Regions from separate parts of the Homo sapiens genome. Here regions 1 and 3 are each linked to region 2. The links are chromatin loops, found by intact Hi-C in ENCODE. Cell type or tissue: PC-3. All regions are shown on one strand.

Region 1 (2,500 bases), 260 kb before region 2:
CGAGGCGGGGACTGAGAGCCAGTCCGTCTTCCCCCCTGGCTCTTCGGACCCCCATGGGGGGCGGGAGGCACCCCCAACGAAGCGGGGACTGAGAGCCAGCCACTCTTTTCCCCCGGCTCTTGGGACCCCCATCGCAGGAGGGTGAGGCACCCCCCGTGCGATGGGGACTGAAAGTCAGCCCCTCTTCCCCCCGGCTCTTAGGACCCCCATCGCAGCGGGGGGAGGCACCCCCTGGGAGGCGGGGAGTGAGAGCGAGCCCCTCTTCCCCCTCTGGCTCTTAGGACGCCCAGCACAGGGTGGGGAGGCACCCACCGCAGGGTGGGGACTGAGAGCCAGCCCCTCTTCCCCCCCTGGCTTAGGAACCCCATCGCAGATCCTAAGATCCTTAGGACCCACCTGGAGGACTGTGGGTTTTAGGTGTCCAAGAAGAAAGCTCAGAGCTGCCGAAAGCAGGTACCTTACTTGGGATTTACTATCTGACAGGGGTGGGAACGCAGCCCAGGATCAGAAAGAAAGCAGGTCATTTGCAATCTAGCAGAGCCTAAGGGCAGAAGGCAGGTGAGAGAATTCTTAGGAGCTGTGGGGTTTTGTGGACTGTGGATTCCAAACTTTGCAGTATTAGCCAAGCCTTTCTATGAGATCACAAAGGGGGCGGGGACCGGGAACCTTTGCAAGGGGGATCCCAACAACAGCAAGTCTTTCATGAGTTAAAGTAAAAACTTCTGGCAGCCCCAGCCCTGGGGCTACCCGATCTGACAAAGCCTTTTCCATTGTATGCGTCAGAGAGAGAAAAGATGGCAGCTGGACTTTTAACCCAAACTGTGGGGCCCTGGCTGAGGCCGGTGGCCTACGTCTCTAAACAACTAGACAGGGTTTCTAAAGGATGGCCCCCCTGTTTGAGGGCCTTGGCAGCAACTGCCCTGCTAGTACAAGAAGCAAATAAGCTGACTCTTGGGCAAAACCTGAACATAAAGGCCCCCTGTGCTGTGGTGACTTTAATGAATACTAAAGGACACCATTGGCTAACGAATGCCACACTCACCCAGTACCAAACTTTGCTCTGTGAAAATCCCCATATAACCATTGAAGTTTGTAACACCCTACACCCCGCCACCTTGCTCCCGGTATCAGAGAGCCCTGTCGAGCCTGATTGTGTAGAAGTGTTGGACTCAATTGACTCTAGCAGACCTGACCTCCGGGACCAGCCTTGGGCATCAGTAGACTGGGAACTATACGTGGATGGGAGCAGCTTCTTCAACCCCCAAGGAGAGAGAGGTGCAGGGTGTGCAGGGGTAACCCTGGACACTGTTGTTGAAACCAGGTCGTTGCCCCAGGCCACCGCAGCCCATAAAGCTGAACTCATTGCTTTCATTTGGGGCGTTAGAACTCAGTGAGGGTGAGACTGTCAACATTTACACTGATTCCCGGTATGTCTTTTTAACCCTTCAAGTGCATGGAGCGTGATAGAAAGAAAAAGGCCTATTTAACTCTGGGGGAAAAGACAGAAAATATCAACAAGAAATCTCGCAATGATTAGAAGCAGAGTGGAAACCCCACAAGGTGGCAGTTATGCATTGCAGAGGACACCAGCGAGCTTCCACCTTGCTGGGTTTGGGGAATTCCCGCGCTGACTCAGAGGCTCGAAAAGCAGCATCTGCCCCCTTTCGGGCATCAGTGCTCCCTCAAGCACCTGATCTTGGACCTACTTCTTCTAAAGAAGAAAAGGACTTTCTCCAGGTAGAGGGAAGGACAAGTGATGGAGGAAGGATGGATTCGGTTACCAGATGGGAGAGTAGCTGCGCCACAGTTGCTAGGAGCTGTAGTTGGACAAGAAACCACCCATCGAGGTCAGGAGTCACTGGAAAAGTTGTTAGGCCAGTGTTTCTACATCTCACATTTGTCAGCCCTTGCCAAAACGGTGAGGCAGCGGTGTGTTACCTGCCGACAGCATGATGCGAGGCAAGGTGCAGCCGTTCCGCCCGGCATACAAGCTTATGGAGCAGCCCCCTTTGAAGATCTCCAGGTAGACTTCACAGGGATGCCAAAGTGGGGAGGTAACAAGTATTTACTAGTTCTTGGGTGTACCTACTCTGGGTGGGTGGAGGCCTATCCAACACGAACTGAGAAAGCTCGTGATAACCCCTGTGCTTCTTCGAAATCTGATTCCTAGATTTCGACTGCCCTTACGGATCGGCTGAGATAACGGACCTGCGTTTTTGGCGGCCTTGGTACAGAAGACGGCAAAGGTATTGGGGATCACACGGAAACTGCCTGCCACCTCCCGGCCTCAGAGTTCCGGAAAGGTGGAATGGATGAATCGGACTTTCAAAAATAGTACTATTGTCTTCCCCGCTGGATATTTAAAACAACACCACAAGGGGCATCAAACTACCTGCTAAATTTGAGGGAATGTTATCCTCTCCCCACCTCCCCCGGCCCCGGATATTAGAGACAATAACACAGGGTCAATGTACACCCACTGTTTTATTGGGAGTAATAT
Region 2 (2,500 bases):
ATATTTTTCTGAAAATTGCTCTTCTTACAATGACAACCCATCTGACTCTACAAGGTTGATAAAATTATGGCAAAATGAAATCTCAGTAGGTAGCAACAGCTGAATCATTTTGTGTTTACAGAAGCACACAGGGAGAGATGATTCATTACGTCTGTATCTAAAATATTTGTTTTATCAAGGACAGATGATTAAACTGTGACTGTGAAATTCCAGTGAAGAACTGTACTGTTCACTGGCATTTACAATAAAAAGCACCACCAGAGATCAACAATTTCTATCAGGAATTTTAAAACATGAAACCTGATAAATGTTTCCCCAAACACGAAAATGACATTGATTTTTCTTCCATGATTTAGTGGAACTGAGTAATACATTTAAGGGGCCTCAGAATCTGAGGCAGTTCTGACATGGTTTTATATAGAAGGGTTAAGGGCTGCCACTCACATTCAGCAGATGGCCTGTCAGAATATTGTGGAGGAGACAGGAAAACTCACAGGGCCTTTTCTCTATGACCTGACTCCGTGGCCAAGATACAACTAAAGAAGAACATGGCCCAGTGTTGTCTTCAGAATCTCCACAAACACCAGTTTTGTAAGATGGAAGTGATGAGAACAGAAAGGCTTGGCGGTCAAATAAATTTAGGATTACTAAATTAAACAAAACCTAACAGTAACCCTTAATGTAGGACTTCTCAAAGCCTTTAACACACTAAGAGGGGGATCCAGGAGGTAGTGCTTATAAGTTCACTACAGAGCACTGGCAGGACTATAGTGTTCTTTGAAGCAGGAATTTAAACCACTATTAGAACTTAATTACACATGGACGAGTATGTCTTCAAACAAACTGACAGCATCAGAAATGATGTATCAGAAATGTATTCGAACTGATGGATGGATCTAGAAAAAGGGGAGTCCATGCAAGATAATCAGTGCAGATTCCTTACTCTTCCAAAAGAATATACTCAGCTTCTATATTCCCAACTCATGCATTTCTAAAGAGAAAAGCAGTTCATCAAACTCTCGTGGCTTATGGGAAATAATCCTTAGGACTATTCATTTACTCCAAATCACCACTAAGCAACCTAAAAATCTAAATTTTATTCTCATTAACAAACTTACCCACTAGGTGGGAGTACTGTGCATGTAAAACTGCCCCAGGTTTGGACTCAAGTATGTCTACCTTAATAAAGCACCATTGTGTCTTATATGTTAGCTTTTGTAAGTTGTAACAGTATGAATCTGACCCTCAGAATCTGCATTCACTCCAAATTTACTCATAAAAATTAAGTGATGTATTTTCTTTAATCACAAAAAATAATACTATGGCTCTGTCTTATTAACATGGTTTTTGGAAAATACTCTTCAAAGTCCTTCAAAACAGACTGAACATAGAAGCAAATCATTCTTTCATCCCCACTTCTCAGATACCATTAATTTCTTCAGCTTCCCTCCTCTTCTTTTCCAAATCTCTCTGAATTATCACCTATTATCTTGCCCTTGCCTCCTGTTTCAGAAGGGTCCTTTCTGCATGTCAAGGATAACCTCATTACTGGGCTCTTGTGCTCCTCACTTTCTTCCATTTATCCTCTGCTCTCTCCCTGGAAATAGTGGAAGGAAAGAGACTGAAGGCTTAAACTCCTATTTTTAAAAAGAACAACCCTTGATCTTTATGCCACTCACTGCTTCTCCAAACTACCATCTCATCTTTCTCCCTTCATCACCAGACTCATCTAAATTGTGTCTTCTGCTTATTATCCACTGATTCCGTAATGCCTTGCAATTTAAGTTTGACTAGTATTTCATTCCTGAACAACTTATATGTGTAACAATAGTGGACTAGCATGAGAAATTACAGTTATTTTCATGTACAAGGGAGGTAGAACAGCACAGTTGTTTAGATGTAAATACTGAGCTGACAATTTATTAGCTACAATACCTGGAGGATGGGGGGGTGGTGTGGGGTATGACATTACATTTCATATATGCATTTTTGTACCTTTTTATATCATATATATTTATATAATTTCCTAGTCAAAATTTTTTGAAAAATTCAATTTTAAATTTTAAAACTTCTGAGCATCCTAAAGATCAGAGAAAGGTTTTTTATATCTTATATTCAGAGTCTAACCTTGCTTTCTTTGGCCAAGAGGCTTTTTGGTAGTTTTTAAAATCTAAGAGAAAAAAACAAGTTTAAAAAGAATTGAATTTGAAGTCACTAATTTCTTATTAAGTCAAAATTTAGTAGCAGTTCAAATATTCAATATAGCTAATCATATTTGGCAAAGTGGGAGTTGAAGAAAGAACAGAGGAGAGGGATTGGAAGAAGTGGCCAACAGGAGTAAAGAAGAAAGCAAGTAAGAGCAGGAAATACGGTCACCAGGATAAAAGGAATACTGTAATTTTCCCCCAAGTAAGCACAAGAGGCACCCAGCTAAAGTAGCTCAATGGTTCTGCTCAACTTCCTTACCTTCTGAGGCTTTCCTTCTTCTCTTCGCGTGATA
Region 3 (2,500 bases), 68 kb before region 2:
AAAAATAAAATATTTTATAATGTAAATAAACAAAGTAAAGGTATTATGATGATATTATTGCAGTTGCTGTAAAACAGCCAAAATGCAATTGAACACCTAATAAAAATAATCTGGTGATAACTATAATACGCATCTGGACTTTTCTCCAGATAGGCCCATTTTACAGATTTAAAAACATAAATGGAAAGGTGAGAGGACTCACTCAAGATCCCACGGTGAGCCATTAACAGTTTTAACTGTACTTTGGTAATCAGCCCTTCACAAATCCAGATGGAATTCAGTTTGACTCTGACTTTTGTGTTTCAATTGTGTGGCCTTGGGAGAACCCCTTTTCCTCCCTGAACTAAGTGTCCTCATCTATATAATAATAACATTGGACTAGGTAAGCTTTAAGGTTGATTTTATGACATCTTGAACTTTAGGTCAAGAAAGGTAAAACAATATTTCAGGCTTCTTTTTTTTTTCGTGATAACAATTTGCCCCAATCCTTCACACAACCCCTCATCTGTTCCCTGATGAGAATGAATCAACATGCTCACAAAAGCAGAGCTTTGTATCCGTAACAAAAACCTCTGCTCTTCTTGTTGTAAAAACTCCCGAGAAAAGGGATGTGAGTGCTGAGCATTTCAATAAGACACAGAGATGCAGGATAATCTGTTCAACAGAAAGGAAAGCTATTAATAAAACCCTTGAAGGTACACAGGAAGATGGAGTGATAGCTTTTAATTACTGAGTCTCTTAGTCATCTTCAAATGAAGATTTAAAGATGTTGTGCATCTGACACAGAGGTTCAAAGCAAAGGTCCAAAGCAAAATTAAGTTTAGGCCCTAAGAAATAAGACAAAAGATAAGTATTAAATGAAAACAGAAAATTATTCCCATAGTTTAGGTCCTTATTGATGGTCCCTGTAACAATTTGTTAGTTGGGAGAGCATGTCCACACTAGAAAAGTAACAAATTTCATCCAGACAAAGCATTTAGTGTTGTGTCCAATAAGCCTAAAATAAAGATTATTGTACACTTCAGTGAAGACACATGCATACATTGAGTCATAGGAATTGGAGAAAAAAGTGAGTAGTTCACATAAATAAAACAGTTGGTGTTAGTTTCATCCGGTTGAGCCAAGCATTTCAGGGACAGCTGAGAAGAGCAGAAACTGAAGAAAGGAAGAGATTGCTTCAATGGGTCCCTGACTCACTTGATCAGATCTCTTTGCTCAGAGATGATTCATTCCACACTGATTTGCTGCTCACCTAATACGCTCAGATGTTGTTCAGAGCACTGGAATGCAGAGGTGAACACCACCCAAGCAAGGTCCCTGATCTCACAGACATCACATTCCAGGGAGAGAAGACATTCAGTCAACCATTAGTCTTTTGGTTTTTTCTTTTCACAAATAGTTTTTGAATGCCTACTGTGTACCAGACACTATTCTAGGCCTGGCAGACAGTAGCAAACATGGCAGAGTCCCTCCTGCCACAGGGCTTACATTCCAGTAGGGAAAGAAAAGCAACAAACAAGCAGGCAAATAAATAACTCTGGACAGTGCATATTATGAAGAAAAGAAAACAGAGTCTGGAACAGATACTGATGTGGAGGAGCGAGGAGGTCTTTTAGAAAGAGAGGTCCAGGAAGGCTTTAATGAGAAGGTGACATTTGTGCAGCTCTCAAATGATGAGAAGCAGCCAGCCGTGGGAGGATCCCAGAGAAGACGATTCCACACCGAGGAAGCATGAGAGTGAAGCCCTGAAACAGGAGCAAGCCTAGCATGTTTAGCAACCGTAAGAAGGGCTGTGTGGCTGTAGCCCAGAAAACAGCAAAAGAGTGGAAGGGCACAGGCCAGCGAGGTGGATGAAGCCCGGGCCATCCAGGACATTTACATCATAGTAAGAAATTTGGTTGAGTTGAAATACATTGGGTGGTCATTGGAGGACTTGAAGGAGGAGAATAATATTTGATCTACATTTCTTTTCTTTTCTTTTCTTTTCTTTTTTGAGACGGAGTCTCGCTCTGTCGCCCAGGCTGGAGTGCAGTGGCGCGATCTTGGCTCACTGCAAGCTCCGCCTCCCGGGTTCACGCCATTCTCCCGCCTCAGCCTCCCGAGTAGCTGGGACTAAGGGGGCCCGCCACCACGCCTGGCTAATTTTTTGTATTTTTTAGTATAGACGGGGTTTCACCGTGTTAGCCAGGATGGTCTCGATCTTCTGACCTTGTGAGCCACCCGCCTCGGCCTCCCAAAGTGCTGGGACTACAGGCGTGAGCCACCGCGCTCGGCCTGATCTACATTTCTAAAAGATGGCTGTTGGGGAAGAATCAGCTATGGCGGGATAAATGTGGATTATGAGAGAAACCAATTAGCAAGCTAGAACAGCAGCATCACTGAAAGATGATGGTGGCTGAAATAAACATGGTAGCGGTGGAGGGCCTAAGGAGTGGAGAGATAGACGATACATTCTGAAGGGTGCACCAAGAAGAATCCTGGTGATGGTAGGATGTATTGG

Evidence for each region. A loop is a pair of places that touch in the nucleus more often than their neighbours do. Peaks named below come from ENCODE experiments on the same cell type or tissue, not always from the same donor. Only the 100,000 strongest peaks of a DNase experiment are listed, where the experiment ranks them.
Region 1: a loop joins it to region 2, with 10 times the contacts of the local background. A loop is called at or near these places in 2 of 110 quality-filtered maps.
Region 3: a loop joins it to region 2, with 8 times the contacts of the local background. A loop is called at or near these places in 3 of 110 quality-filtered maps.

The regions. Positions count from the first base shown.
Region 1 is chr3:8,681,495-8,683,994 of GRCh38, forward strand. It overlaps a transcript of SSUH2 not described here. Among named protein-coding and RNA genes, the nearest start is that of SSUH2, 38 kb to the left of the region's middle. In PC-3, a CTCF peak has its summit at 1,563 (motif pointing right); a DNase peak (open chromatin) is centred at 1,560; H3K27ac peaks cover 562 bases.
Region 2 is chr3:8,937,088-8,939,587 of GRCh38, forward strand. RAD18 (RAD18 E3 ubiquitin protein ligase) reads right to left here. Exons shown (of 13, transcript NM_020165.4): 6 at 2,467-2,500. Among named protein-coding and RNA genes, the nearest start is that of RAD18, 25 kb to the right of the region's middle. In PC-3, a CTCF peak has its summit at 1,107 (motif pointing right); a DNase peak (open chromatin) is centred at 154; H3K4me3 peaks cover 874 bases; H3K27ac peaks cover 966 bases.
Region 3 is chr3:8,868,628-8,871,127 of GRCh38, forward strand. No RefSeq gene overlaps it. Among named protein-coding and RNA genes, the nearest start is that of RAD18, 94 kb to the right of the region's middle. RefSeq lists an enhancer at 723-1,922. In PC-3, no CTCF peak of the experiment used is centred here; a DNase peak (open chromatin) is centred at 1,214; H3K4me3 peaks cover 744 bases; H3K27ac peaks cover 2,413 bases.